Regions from separate parts of the Homo sapiens genome. Here region 1 is linked to region 2. A link is a loop called in an ENCODE intact Hi-C map of the cell type or tissue named here. Cell type or tissue: ascending aorta. All regions are shown on one strand.

Evidence for each region. Hi-C counts contacts between places; a loop is a spot of excess contacts. Peaks named below come from ENCODE experiments on the same cell type or tissue, not always from the same donor. Only the 100,000 strongest peaks of a DNase experiment are listed, where the experiment ranks them.
Region 1: a loop joins it to region 2, with 1.9 times the contacts of the local background. A loop is called at or near these places in 4 of 110 quality-filtered maps.

Annotation. Positions count from the first base shown.
Region 1 is chr12:23,945,340-23,953,339 of GRCh38, forward strand. It overlaps SOX5 (SRY-box transcription factor 5), which reads right to left and starts at 4,331. Exons shown (of 15, transcript NM_006940.6): 1 at 4,225-4,331. The coding sequence starts at 4,262. In ascending aorta, no CTCF peak of the experiment used is centred here; a DNase peak (open chromatin) is centred at 4,532; H3K4me3 peaks cover 4,245 bases.
Region 2 is chr12:23,211,278-23,219,277 of GRCh38, forward strand. No RefSeq gene overlaps it. Among named protein-coding and RNA genes, the nearest start is that of LINC02955, 520 kb to the left of the region's middle. In ascending aorta, no CTCF peak of the experiment used is centred here; no DNase peak of the experiment used is centred here; H3K4me3 peaks cover 401 bases; H3K27ac peaks cover 1,314 bases.

The DNA of each region.
Region 1 (8,000 bases), 730 kb after region 2:
ATAAGGACACACCAATATGTGAAGTAATCATAATATTTGCACATTTCTGTGTCTATCAAACCTGCTAAAAACTGAGCAGTACACAATGTCACCTGACATTTAACCCTTAATTGTTCCTGGTAATCAGTCAGGTCTCCTGCCAAGTCTTCAGGACAGTATTCCAGCATGAGAGTGATAGAAATGTGGTTTATGAACTGCCTCATGCAAGCTGCATTCCAAACCAATGTCTTAGCTCAGTTAGCTTGCAAATTATTGACACGGTAATTAAAATCTATATTCAGTTGTAGACATTGTCTCCTCTACAATGTAGTAGTAAATAAAATATAAATAAAATTATCAAAGCCTATGAGAACATCCTGAAAACGTAAAATCAAACTTACAGGTTTACAGTTGCCATTAGGTGACAGAATGTGAACAGATAACTTTTCTGTGATTCACACCTAGAGTGTGCCTGCTAACCTGAATGTACTTATCACTCATGAGCACAACGGATTTTTTTGTTGTTGTTGTTAAGGTTTTTAATTAAGCAAAATATATCTGTGTCATAAATATTTCATGACTATGGTCAAACTTTAGGTAACTAAAATACCACTAATGTCAGAGAGTAGTTTTCTGCAAATGTCTAGCAGTAGCTTTTCATGGGAATTTTACGAATTAGTTTGTAACAGCACCTGATATATATTTCTTTCTTCAGAAAAACACTGAAAAGTGTCCTAATAAGAAAAAAATTATTTAGTCAGCATGACCAGAAATAAATTTGATGGAAATGTGAAGTAAATAAGTTAATTTTTATTGCAGAAGGTTTTACTATTGTAGTGTTCCTTTCAACATGTAGAAAATCTGCTGTCTGTTGTCTGCACCAATTTGGGAGAAGCAATCAAATAGGTGATACTAACAACCTAATTTGCATAATCCCACTACTTTCAATCCCAACTTTTTTTCTCCTTTCTAGACATTATCAGAACTGTCTTCTTAAGCAATCGTCTTACACTTGCTATTTAAGTTTCTAACATAAAGCAATTAGAAACTGTAACGGGAAGCTTAGACACAAAACTATTATGTTACAACCAAAGAGGACAGATAAAATTAAAAGGAAAGAAATAGAATATTGAGAAACTATCAAAAATGGACATTTTTACTTATCATGAACAAACTAATATTGACATTTAAGGCAAATATTTTCTTTTCATCCTTGAAATATCAAAAAGTAGGTGACATTCTCAAAGGAAAACCTTAAGTCACAATTTTTCATTATCTACTTTCAGTTAAATATATAAATTTATTGACTTCTTTTAAAAATGTGGGGAGACTTCGGGCGTTCATTCTAATGATGCTATTACTCACATTTAGACCATGTTGCCAGCTATGTTTCCTTTAAACGGTAAAATGTAGAAGACTTTCCTTACAAATAATTTTTTAGAATATATACACCCATTTGCTTCCCACCTTGGAGTTGTGTTTTTCAGTAATCATAATCAGTTTATCACAAGAATGCTTGAAAATAAAAATATTTCAAGTTCTTTACCTTTTAGAATCACTGTTCTATTTGCACTACCTCCTGCATATTTTTAACAGACAATGAAATTGTTACTACTTCTTAACTATTTAACAACTGCTTATTAGTCTGAGAGTACTGACCATGTTCATTTCTAGGGATGATAATATAGACATATACAAATCTAAATCCAAATTTTGATCCTGATATTTAAGTTCTGAATATTCCTTAAAGTTCAAATAGTCTACAGGCTGGGAAGAATAAAAGATGGACAAGACTCTACCAATGAAATTAGTAAAAATGATCACATAAAACTTTTACAGTACATGAACCCTAAGCAATTTATTATGTCCTCTAGATCAAAGTTCTCTATTTCACAAAGAAATTTAGAAGTCTTCTTTTAGATTTCTAAGTTTAAGTGGGAAATTCATCTATAGCAAGTGACCCAATAGAATAAAAATTAACAGTCAATAGAAATGACCTATTTATTCAATGAAAGTTGCAAATAGTTGAAAAGGCAAAAAATCTAATTATATGTGATAGTTTAGTTACATCATAAATACCTCCTTTGAAGAATATAAATATTCAATATTGTGTCTACATGATACACTGTATCATGCATGGGTGCCTATAGAGACACTCACCCGTACAAATTCAATGTAAACAAATAGTAATGATTTGCTGAGATCTTTGTATGTATTACCAATTACAACCACAGGGGAAATTATTAAGGAACGTTATATTGTGTGACATTTTTCAGAATTATTTTAGCTACTAATATTTCTAAATATGATAGTCATACTAACAACCCTATTGATTATCACTTGCTTATTTAATTAGCTAGTTAGAAAAGCATGCCTCTGGGTGAAAAAAAAAAATGAAATTCCCACCAGGAGGAAAAAAGATGTTAACAGATTTGAGCATCAGAATAGGAAAGGGAAAAGTTTAGTTTAAAAAGAGATAATTGAAAAAAAAATACAAATAAAGTTCACAGCAGGAAGCTTGCCTATATAGAGAAATAGGCTACAGCCTGTTAATATGTAACTACCTTTTTATAAGTACAATCTGTTAACAGGCTTACAAATCAGCCTCAGAGTTGTATTTGCAAAAAGTATAATTAGAATTAAAGAATATTATCATTTAAGTGCTACTCTGTGCATTCTAGAAAACTTAACTGTGTTAAATTAGCAAATCGCTACATTAGGTAATGTACAGTATGTTCCACTATGAATAACTTCAACATCTACCTATGATATAAGGCTATATTTGCAAATAAAAGCTCACTAATTAAAGAGTTAATATATAGAAGTGAAAATTTTAATTCAAAACTGTTAAGAAAGCTCAAACATTCGCTGGAATTATCTAGTAAAGATGCAATTTAATTATTAAAAAAAAAAACACAGAAGAAATCAAAGAAAGATGACAGCACCGAAGTATATGTGTTGGCTATTTTACTTTCTTCCCTGATTTGATACTGGCTTTTCTAATATGTGACCACATTCAAGCGTTACTTTATCCTCAATACTCTTTTTCTCTTCCATTGCTTCACTTCTAGAATGTTTTAATCTTTGTCCTTTCTTTTTTCGTCTTTTCATATCAAATTCAGTCGTTTGAGCGATGAACAGCTTGACTTAGCATATTTTTAACCAGCTGGTCTAGCACCTAGCTTGCATTGCATAGTCAGATACAACAAATGTTTATACAGAAGGTAGCTTTCATGAAAATGAAAAAAAGCCTGGGTATCATGCATCCTGGCTTTTTTTAGCTTTTTTTTTTTTAATTCACCATACAGAATACAAAGTTTGAATTCTTTTTAATGGCAAACAAAATTCTATTTATAGTTCAAAAAAATGAACTTATGCTGGGATAAGAACTCAAATTTAAAAATTGCAATGTGTACTTATAGGAACATTAAGAGGGCTAAAATTCTTTCAAAGCCCTGCTTTACTTGCAACAACATCAAATAAAAGGATGCTGCAGATATTTCTCTAAATAGGAACAACTTAATTACAAATACACTATTCCCATCATAGCAAAAGGGGAAAATACAGTAAATTAAAATTCAGTCAAGACAGCTAACACAAAAAGTGGCCACTAAAACTTAGAAAGGGAACAGCTCCATTTATCCCCTTTTCGCCCCTATTTTTGACACTTAGGGAGTAATCTAATATAGCGATGATGTTAAATTTTCTTTGGGGGGAAAAAACGCTCTCTTATATCAACAAAAGGTCATGTGCTTTACTGAGCAGCTTCCAAAGTTTTACGGAAGGATCAAATAGGAACTTATAGCCTCCGTTTAAAGCACCACTAAAACCTTCTGTCACCCTAGAAATTACATGAGACAGAGATGCTGAAAATGGTAACATTCTGCACAAAAGCGTTTTTAAAAGGTGGGGAGAAAACAATCAATGAAGGAAGAAAGTAAGAGAGTGAATGAGAAAGACAGAAGCAGCGAGTTGGGGAGAGAGAGAGAGATGCTTAAGGTTCATTTAATTTGCTGTTATAGGACGCAACCTAAAAACATTAGCAGAAATCTCGGAGACTTTGCAAATCAGTTCAGTTTGGTCCGGGCAATCACAACAAAAAATCAGCTAACAAGATTGCAGAAGCCCTAGCTAAAGGCTTCTCTAACAAACACGTTTTGGGGGAGCATCTTCCAATGATTCAGAGACTACTGTAAAATGGGAGAGTTGTACTTCAATATATTAGGGGGAAAAAACTGTACTCACCTTTCAAACTCCTGAGGTAAATCAGGGTCAGTAAGCATGCTGGAAAAGCACAATTTCCCTTTGTCACAGCAGCCACCTATGATCGTCTCCAACTGAACCTGTCAAGTGAGTCCAAACCTTCTAAACCAATTGATTTTCTCTCTGTCTCTTCCCCCCCTCCCTCCCTCCCTCTCTCTCTCTCTCTCTCTCCCTCTCTCTCTCTGTCTCTCTCTCTCTCTCTCTCTCTCTCTTTCTCCCCCCCTCCTTCCCCTCCTCTCTCTCCTAGGACTCCTTGACCAGTCTCTTAAAGGGGTAGTGCACTTCCAGCAGCGGAGTCTGGCTGCTCCCCCCTCCGCGGAGCCACACGCTCCGGCTGCAAGGCTCTAGACAACCTCAGGGTGCCTGTCCTTTCCTTTTAATTCTCTCTTCTAGACATCACTGAATGTGAGAAGTCAACTCATTTAACACGTCTCCCATACTCTGTCTTCTAAATCATAAAACTCACACACACACATACACACGCAGAACAGTATGATTTTGTAAAACGTATTTGCTGCTGATTAAAAACCTAGTCTATATAATAACAGAAGCTCGATTAAACTGCATTTATTAACTAATTAAGCAAAAAATTTAATGTTAGTAATAGCATTTTTACACAAAGAATTGTTATTCCTTCTCACCCTTTTCTAGGCTCTCTCCGTTCACACACGGAAATACACGCACACACACACACACACACTCACACACACACAACAATCAGGCATTGTTCTGAGGGAAGAAAAGCAACTTTGACAGATTGAAATATAGCAGAGGCCCCTTCAAGGAAACCTGTAAACAACTTGTCACTCACTCTGTCGGTCTCACTGTTAGCTCGTGCTTTCCGCAAAGTGGTGCGAACGTCCTGGCAACCCGACCAAAGTTTCCTCAGCTCTAAACTCCATAAAACACGATGTGCGATGTGGAGGGGAATAGGTATCCACATGCCAAAATAACATACACGAGCGAACAAAAACCCAAAACGAAATCAAAACATAAAAACAAAAAGACGGTACTAACAAACTGTCCTGTTTGGGATCGCTGGGGAGGTCAGGAGTAGGAAGCGCCCCCCTGGCTGTGGATCTCTTTAATTTCCTCTGCCCAGGCAGCCACAGATAACAAGGTGGACAAACTATGGCTTTACAGATTCTAAGCTGGCTGGCAAGGCACAGCCTCCATAGCAGTTCCAATTATCTAGATAAAAATCTGGCAGCCGAGAAAGGTAATCAGGTAATGTACCTTTGACACGAAATGACAGAGGCACATACACACAGAGAGAGAGACACTTACACAGACATGCATGCAGAGATGGTGGCTGCCCCGTGCACCGCAGCATCTGGTCAGGGAGTAAGCACACACTTACCAACAGGAGATAGTGTGCATTCTTCACACACGCATGCACACACACACACACACACACACACACTCACTCACGCACGCTCTCCACTCCTACTGGGAGGGTTCATTCTGCACAAAAGGCTACATTACAGAGCCCGCCCCAATAAGGGAAAGAGAGGAAAAAAAAGCCTTCCATTGTTGAGAGGGCAGGTCAGTTGATTAGATTTTCTGTGGAGAATTCCACGAGGAAATTCCCTTCAAAGCCGAAGTGATTAACTGGGGGCTATTCTGGAAATGGAGCAGACAATGGCTCAATAGTCTGTACAGCCAATGTCCAGGCTGGCACTGAACTCACTTAAAAAAAAAATAAAAGCCAGACTCCCTGTTCTTTTCCACACATTCCTCCCCCCCAACCCCCTCCACTCCTTCCAACTTCCCCTCCCAATTCCTTTTATTTTGCAGCTGGACAACATTAAGGGCCTTTAAAACCACAAGGGTTGACCCCACGGCAGTTTGATTAGGTCCCACTTTTTTTTCTGGAGACAGGCAAACAGTAAGTTTACTTTTTTAGACATTCACAGTGATACATCATACACATATTCCAAAGAGAAAAAAATCAATTATGAACTTATATTAGTAAATTTATTTTTCATTCAAAGCTTATAAATTTTTAGACAAGTTGATAATAACTTAATATTTAATTCTATCATCAGGAGATGTTCTAAAAATATATATATACACACACACACACTACAAAATCAATGTGGAATAAGATTTAAGCATGTCACTATGGAGTTAAGACACTAACAAAACATAGAACTATGACCCACCCTGAAAAAGCTGTTAACAAGGGATGTGGCAAAAATGACTTGATGCTGACATGATTTTCACTTTCAGCAGTTGGGGAAGGGGGGAAGAATATTACTCACTATTCTTTCTTGTTGTTAGTCTCAAATTATTTTTTGTTACAGCAACAACCTACTCCCACACAGAAAAATGAAAAAATTGTTGCATTTATTTTAAATCTCTATTTTTTCAGCCCTTAAGGGACCTACAATCTAATATACTCTAATGGATAATGTATACAAAAATTATATTTTTCTTCATTTGTTAATGGTTGTTATGAGAATTAGGGTATAGTAGCTGCATAGCTATATACACTTTTAAAAATATTTAAAATTTTTTTCCTAACTAGGAAAAATCTTGCTTATCTTATATCAATAGAGAAAAAAAGTGAAGAAGGAGGATGGGTGAGTTACAGGGAGCCATGGGAGTGGAGTCAGGAAGAGGAGGAGGCGGGAGGAGAGGACGCAGAGAGAGCACAAGGAGACATAGTGGCAGCATAAAGATAGAAACAAAGATAATGGCCATAAGGCAGGATGCTGAGATCCGTATGGTCCCAGCTGCTGTCTTGCTACAGCTACTACCTCTGGTTGTTTCTTTGAAACTCTAATCTAGAAGGTCACCAGAGCAGGTAAGAAAGAGTATGAGTGTTTGAGGCCAACTATAGTATAAAGAAAAGATACTCATATTAGAATCTTCCTTATATTTGATTTTGATTTTATTGGCACTTAATATATGTATACATCTGTACATATGCCAAATAAACACAAAGAATATAGAAGAGAATGTTAAATGGTTTGAAAGTTAGTTTTTTGACTTCAATATATTCTGCAAACATTACTGTAGCCATTCAAAAGACAAATTATTTCTTGCACAATCATCTATGCTGAAGGAGTTGAAATAGACGAGGAACTAGACAGAAAATTTGCCAAATAATGATCATCCTAATAATGATAATTTGAACTAATGGAACTCTAAGATCATAAGGAATTTTGTTCACATAAATTAGCTCATGGATCTTACAGAGTAGAAAGGGGTAGGTATGTATTTCCCTAATTTTCCCACTGTTTAACTTGGGCAAACAGAATTTAAAGTCATTCAACTGGTTAGTAGCCCATTTGTTGCTTGAAGCCACTTCTATCTATTTCACTTATGACACCATAATGCAGAATAAACTGATCCTCCAGAATTTATAGTTAGATGAAAATCCCAAGATGGTACTCATACTTTAAGTGACCTGAAAGGCTTTCAGGTAATTGTTATAAAAAATAAAATTTATAAAAGCTGTCATTAAGCTAATACTGTATATGATGGTTTAATTGAATATTTTAAAATGTACCTCTCTAAGCCATAAAAGTTTTCTTTCATTTGAATCCTATATTGAAAATTAGCATTTCTGTCAGACTTTAGAATATCAGCAAAAGGAAAGACTGTTCCAAAATGTTTTGGTTAAATTTTGTCTTGGGTTATTTCATTAAATGATCAAAATGATCCAATCAATACAATGTTTAATATTAAAATACTGTTAATTGAATCTTTTAAATTTTGCATTAAACGTTAAAATGTTTAAATATTAAATA
Region 2 (8,000 bases):
ATTAATATTGTGGATTGCATAAAATGTATTATTAAAATTAATTTTCCTTGTTTCTTTCTGCTTTTTAAAAAATATGGCTACTAGAAAATTCCAGGCTACATATGCAGCTTCCATTTGGGGTTCACATTATAGTTCTATTGGATAATGCTATCCCAGGTTCTAATTCCTTTGGATTTCCCTTCAGGAGCCCCACCTCTAGGACTGTGAGTAAGAGATGCTTCTGCTTTCTATTATGAATTTGCAGGGTCTGGGTTGCCTAGGGCAGTTAAGTCTAGCCTGCTCTGCCAAGAGAGAGTGAAGGGAGAAAAACTGATGGGCGTGCAAGTTACAAGTTGGTTACTAAGGGCCTAAGTGGAGCCCTTAGGAAAGAGTTATTGCCTCTTAAATAGCACCTTTCTCTCTGGGAGTGAATGAAAGGAAGAGCTCTTTCTGTTAAAGTCATTTAAGATCCTTTGCTGAAAGGAACCATATGCTACACAATGAAATATATTCCAGGCAAGATGCATATGCTTTGCACAATAAATACATATGCAAATCTTACAAAGATTTTTAAAAAGAAAATGTGCTGATATTATTCACATCAATATCGTTTAATGCATTCTTTTCCTTCTGATCTGAAGCCAAATCTAAAACTTTTCCTTTCTCCTCTGCCCCAACCCCTGACAATGAATATGTTATACAAAAGCAATCTAAGATTTTTGGTTTTGGTCAAGAGGAATTTGTTTCTAGTCACTGAAATTTAAGTCTCAATAAATCATAAGCTCCAAACAGACTGCCAAATATCCAGTGGGCCTGGCAACATCTGCAAATGACCCTCTGGGACAATCTGGGTGGGAACAGCACTGAACAAAAATCCCAAGACCTGACGCCGCGGCCTGCCCTTTTCAAGTCTAAGAATCACAAAGCATTTTCTCTTTAGGACCGTTCTCAGACTCAAACTATTTTGAACGCAGATCTGCAATCCATAATTGGAGCTGGTATTGAAAGGAAATTAGAATGCTCCTTGAATCACATCCTTGCAAGGTTTCTCTCTGCCTAAATGAGTCTCCATTGCAGGCGATAGAGTAGGAGAGGCCTTGTGGGGTCCCAATAAAGTTATGCTAGCTGGTAAATAAAGAAGAAAATTCAGAAATCAGTGCAGTCCTGGGAAACTCCATTCAGGGAGTAAAAGGTCTCGCGGAGCATGGTGCTGTCTCTTTAATTGTCCCCTGCTCCGTCTGTTGCTTCCCATCATACATTCTTCTGAAAAGCCGTATTGCTACAAATACACATTTAGGATTTGATTACAGAGTCTCATCCATTTACATGTACAAGATAGAGCCTACTGTGACAGATTAATGCTCCTAAAGTTTGTACAGGAAGGTTAAATAAAGTGTTACTTTTATGACACCGAATATCTTTATGATGCTTTTGCTAAATCAGAGACCTCTTGGTGATGCCGCAGATGTACCAGATACTTATCGCGAGCTGGCAAAATGCCACTAGTGCTTTTCTCATCTATCACACTTCCTACCTTTCTGCACAAGCCATCCTCACTGCTGTGTGTAATACAATAGTCTCCAGGCAGCCTTCTCTTCTGCACATTTAGTCAAAGTGAAACAATTCAAGTCCTGTCATCCTGAGATGTTACAATGTTACTAGAAAGAGTGCTTCACACACAATTCTGCCATTTCCAACATGGATATAACACGCCCGCACACAGATAGTCTTTGGGGATTGTGAAGCCATCATCAAAGCTGCCACCACAGTTCATATTCTTCTCCTTCCACCCTTCTTTTGATGTTCATTCACTTCCTTTGTCTGGCCCTTCTTCCCATGTGAAAGGCCTAGAATGTTCTCTGAGCATTTTTGACCGCACAAAATTTCCTGCCTTCCTCCTTTTTTTAAACTTTTATTTTAGGTTGAGGGGTACATATGCAGTTTTGTTATATAGGTAAATTGTGTGTCACAGGGGTTTGGTGTACAGATTATTTTGTCACCCAGATAATAAGCATTGTACCCATTAGGTAGTTTTTTTATCCTAATGCTCCTCCAACCCTCTACCCTCAAGTAGGCCCCCGTGTCTATTGTTCCTTTCTTTTTGTCCACGTGTATTCAATGTTTAGCTCCCACTTATAAATGAGAATATGCAATATTTGGTTTTCTGTTACCATGATAATTCCCTTAGGATAGTGGCCTCCAGCTCCATCCATGTCCCTGCAAAGGACATGATCTTGTTCTTTTTTATGGCTGCATAGTATTCCATGCGGTGTACGTACCACATCCTCTTTATCCAGTCTACCATTGAGGGGCGTTTAGGTTGGTTGCAGTTCTTTGCTATTGTGAATAGTGCTGCAATGAACCCATGCATGCATATGTCTTTATGGCAGAATGATTTATATTCCTTTGGGTATACACCAAATAATGAGATTGCTGAGTGGAATGGTAGTTCTGTTTTAAGTTCTTTGAGAAATCACCAAACTTCTTTCCGCAACAGCTGAACTAATTTTTATTCCCACAAGCAGTGTACAAGCATTGCCTTTTCGCCACAACCTCACAAGCATCGTTATTTTCTGACTTTTTAGCAATAGCCACTCTTAACTGGTATGAGATGGTATCTCATTTTGGTTTTCATTTGCATTTCTCTAATGATTAGTGATGTTGAGCATTTTTTCATTTGCTTGTTGGCAGTATGTATGTTTTCTTTTGAAAAGTGTCTGTTCATGTCCTTGCCCACTTTTTAATTGGGTTGTTTGGTTCTTGCTTTTTAATTTGTTTAATTTCCTTATAGATCCTGGATATCAGGTCTTTGTGGGATACATAGCTCACAAATATTTTTCTGCCATTCTATAGGTTGTCTGTTTACTCTGTTGATAGTTTCTTTTGCTGTGCAGAAGCTCTTTAGTTTAATTAGGTCTCATTTATCAATGTTTGTTTTTGTTGCAATTGCATTTGGCATCTTCATCATAAAATCTTTGCCATGGCTATGTCCAGAATGGTATTTCCTAGGTTATCATCCAGAGTTTTATAATTTTAGGTTTTACATTTAAGTCTTTTTTTTTTTTCTTTTTTTTTAGACGGAGTTTCACTCTTTTGCCCAGGCTGGAGTGAATGGCGCAATCTCGGCTCGCTGCAACCTCTGCCCCCTCAGTTCAAGTGATTCTCCTGACCCAGCCTCCCGAGTAGCTGGGATTATAGGCACTTGCCACCATGCCTGGTTAATTTTTTTTTGTATTTTTAGTAGAGACGGGGTTTCTCTATGTCAGCCAGGCTGGTCTTGAACTCCTGACCTCAGGTAATCCACCTGCCTTGGCCTCCCAAAGTGCTGGGATTACAGGTGTGAGCCACCATGCCTGGCTACATTTAAGTCTTTAATCTACCTGGAGTTGATTTTTGTATATGATATAAGGTAGGGACTCCAGTTTCAATCTTCTGCATATAGCTAGCCAGGTATCCCAGGACCATTTATTGAATAGGGAGCCCTTTCCCCATTGTTGATAAAGTTTGTATATTTGTTCCCACCCAAATTTCATGTTCAATTATAATCTCCAGTATTGGAGGAGGAACCCGGTGGGAGGCGATTGAATTATCGGAGTGATTTCTCAACAGTTTGGCACCATCCTCTTGGTACTAATCCTCACAATAGTGAGTGACTTCTTACAAGATCTGACTGTTAATAAGTATATGGCACCTTGCTCTCCCCTTTTCTGGCTCCTGTTCTAATGTGACATGCCTGTTCCCCCTTCACCTTGTATCGTGATTGTAAGCTTCCTGAGGCCTCCCCAGAAGCTGAGCAGATGCCAGCACCATGCATCTTGTAATGCCCACAGAACTGTGAGGTAATTAAATCTCTTTTCTTACAAATTACCCATTGTCAGGTGTTCTGTGCAATGCAGGAACAGCATAATACAGAAAATTGGTAATGAGAAGTGGGGCATTGCTATAAAGATACCTGAAAATGTGGAAGTGCCTTTGGAACTGAGTAATAGGCAGAGGTTGGAGGAGTTTGGAGCGCTCAGAAGATGACAAGAACACAAGGAAAAGTTTGGAACTTCTTAGAGACTTGTTAAGTGGTTGTGACCAAAATGCTGATAGAAATAAGGAGAGTGAAGGCCAGACTGATGGGGCCTCAAATAGAAATGAGGAATTTATTGGGAGCTAGAGCAAAGGTCACGCTTGTTATGCCTTAGCAAAAGAAGTTGGCTGCATTGTGTTCCTGCTCTAGGGATTTGCAGAAGGTTGAACTTCATAGTGATGATTTAAGGTATCTGGTGGAATCAATTTCTAAGCAGTAAAGCATTCAAGATGTGGCCTGGCTGCTTCTAACAACCTAGCCTCAGATGCTGGAGCAAAGAAATGACTTAATGTTGGAATTTATATTTAAAAGGAAAGCAGAGCATAAAAGTTTGGACAATTTGCACCCTGGTCATGTGGCAGAGAAAGATAAAGCTTTTTTTGGGAGAGGAATTCAAGCTGGCTATGGAGCAACCATTTGCTAGAGATATTTGCATAACTGAAAGGAAGCCAGGTGCTAATATACAATACACCTGGAAAAAGACTTCAAAGGCATTTCAGAGAACTTCACTGCAGCCCCTCCCATCACAAGCCCAGAGACCTAGGAGGGAAAAATGGTTTTGTGGGCCAGGCCCAGGGCCCTGCTGCCCTGCCCTGCCCAGCCTCACACACTACTCCCCACATCCTGGCCACTTCAGCTCCAGCCTCAGCTCAAAGGAGACAAGATACAGCTCAGGCGACTGCTCCAGAGGGCTCCAGCCATAGCCTTGGTGATTTCCATGTGGTGTTAAGCCTGTGAGTGTGCAGAGTTCGAGAGTGAAGAATGCTTGGTAGCTTCTGCTTAGATTTCAGAGGCTATATGAGAAAGCGTGAGTGCCCAGGCAATAGCCCGCTACAAGGGCAGAGTCCTCCCAGAGAACTTCTACTAAGGCAGTGCCAAGGGGAAATGTGTAATTGGAGCCCCCACACAGAGTTCCCAATGGGACACTGCCTAGTGGAGCTGTGAGATAGTGCCACCATCCTCCAGACCCCGGAATGGTAGATCCACCTGTAGCTTTTACCTGGTGCCTGGAAAAGTTGCAGGCATTCAACTCCAACACACAGGAGCAGCCATGGGGCTGATACCTGCAAAGCCACAAGAGCAGAGCTGCCCAGGGCCTTGGGAGCCCACCCCTTGCAGCAGTGTGCCCTGGGTATGGGACATTGAGTCAAAGGAGATTATTTCAGAGCTTTAAGATTTAGTGGATGCTCTGCTGGGTTTTGAACTTGTATGGGTCTTGTAGCCCCTTTCTTTTTTCTGATTTCTCCCTCTAGGAATAAGAATGTTTACCCAATGGCTATACCCCCATTTTATTTCAGAAATAACTAACTTGTTTTTAATTTTGCAGATTCATAGGTAGAAGGAGAAGAGTCTCAGATGAGGTTTTGGACTCAGCCTTTAGATTTTTGAATTAACACTGCAATGAATCAAGACTTTGGATGGCCATTGGGAAGTCATGATTGTATTTTTCAATGCTGTTACCAGAAAAGGGTCCCAATACAGACCCCAACAGGGGGTTCTTGGATCTCATGTGAGAAATAATTCAAGACGAGTCCACAGAGTAAAGTAAAAGCAAGTTTTTAAGAAAGTAAAGGAATAAAAGAACGGCTACTCCACAGGCAAAGCAGCCCCAAAGGCTACTGGTTGGCTATTTTTATGGTTATTTCTTGATCATATGTTAAATAAGGAGTGGATTATTCACGAGTTTTCTGGGAAAGGGGTGGGTAATTCCCAGAACTGAGGGTTCTTCCCCTTTTCAGACCTCATAGGGTAACTTCTGGACATAGCGTTTGTAAACTGTCATGGCCCTGGTGCAAGTGTCTTCTAGCATGCTAATGCATTATAATTAATAAATAATGAGCAGTGAGGATGACCAGAGGTTGCTTTCATCACCATGTTGGATTTGGAGGGTTTTGGCTGGCTTCTTTATTGCATCCTGTTTTATCAGTGGGTTCTTTGTGACTTGTGTCTTGTGCTAATCTCCTATCTCATCCCTTAGGCACCAAGAATACCTCACCTCCTGAGAATGCAGCCCAGTAGGTGTCAGCATCATTTCACCCAGACCCTATTCAAGATGGAGTTGCTCTAGTTTAAATGCCTCTGACAATATGAGAAAGACATGAGGTTTGGGAGGGTCAGAGTTGTGTATCACTACTGCTTGCTATTGGGCCAATGAGAGAAAGCAAGAGAAGACAGAAGATAGAGAGGGCCCCTTCAGGTATTCTGTGTGTGTTTTTCAAGTGTGACAAAGACCTTTTAGGACTTTTGCCTCCTCTTATGTTGCATTTCAAGCCATGATGAATGGCTTGAAACTAAACACCAGGGTATCTGAGAGATGGTCAAATGGTACTGAATAGACAACTCTGCATTTTGCATCCGGAAGGATCTTAAGAATCTCTAGTAAAGGGTATAGCAATACAAAGAATATTCTTTTCTAAAGGAGTTGAGTCTTCCTAGTGTAAAAAATCATTTGCTGCTTAAGTAGCACAAAAAGAGGCTGGGACCTTGAGCATTCCACTAGAGCACTGAGTAGGAGAGGTGTTAAAATAACATTCCCCTCCCCCATATAGCTGCCTCATAAAGTAGATTTACTCTCAGCAAACACTGAGCCAGCTTTTCAACTCACTCTCAGTCTCCAAGGAGTTCCCTATGAAATCGGGGAAAGTGTCACAGCTCAGATGAAGTCACCAAGGGAAATTTAGTCTTCTGGTCAAACTTAGGCTGCCTAATTCAATCTACCCTTCAACACTGGTGCTCAGGAACTCAATGGGATCACAGCAGAAGAAGAAACAAATTGAAACCTTATTTCCATTTGCTCTCTTGCTGATTGAGTCACTCAAAAAAATGTTTTAAAATACCAACAAATCCAGACCACGCCAGTAAGTCCCCTCTGGGTTCTTAGGTCATATGTATATAGAGGACTAATGTGAAAAGTGATTGTTGAGTCCTTCTTTTTTATTGCATTGAGCACAGATTCGTTTGACCAAAGCTTTCAGCCATGACATGATGAATATGAAGATGCTTTGCAAACTGTGAATTATAATACAAAAATGAGAAACTGAATGTAAAACACCACACAGAATGGAATACTACACTGCCCTTAAAATATACACGGAAAGAAATAGAGGTCATATGCAGTGAAGTGGAAAATACAATTGTCAATGTCATGTTTATAATATGATCCTGTTTGGGGGCGGAAGTACTGTCTGTGTGTGTGTGTGTGTGTGTGTGTTGGGGGCAGGGTTGTGTGTGTGTGTGTATTTGTAGTACATTTCCATAATAAGGTTTGAAAGCTGGAAGCCAGTTATGCACCATGGTTACCTCAGGGATGTGGACTTCAGTTGGGGAGGTCCTTAAGGATAAATTTTTGTATTGTTTGAGTATTTTCTCCACTTAGAATGCATTACTTTTGTTAGTAAACTATTTTTAAATATAAAGAATCAAATTGAAGTTAGATGTTCTCTCAAATTCACTGGTTCACAATTAAATCTGCAAAAGATTATGGCACTTATTCACTGATTTGATCAAAATAGTCTTTACTTTGCGTTTGAACGCATAGTCACCAGCTTGGTGACGACAAGAAGCTCCTATAGCAGTAACTTCCTCACTGCTAGACTGCAACTAAAATGGTGTGACCTTACAATCCATAACTGAGAGGCAACCTCCTGATCTTCCAGCTCTTCTGACTATTTCCCTGAATTGAATCCATTTCTGCTGAAAGTATCTGGGATGGTCTCTGCTTCCTAGGCTGAACTCTGATACAAGGAGAGAAAATAACTGTCCTTAGTCCCTGGAGAAACTGAGGCATTCTGGTTGAGTTCAGAGGGGAGGATATTCCTGCAGGAGGCATGGGAATAAGCAAAATTCTGGAATCATGGACTTAGATTTCTTTTCTATGATATGGTTGGAAGATATTTGGCCAGAGTAGAAAATAAGATGTTCCCAGAGGTGGTAAAAATTGAAGTTG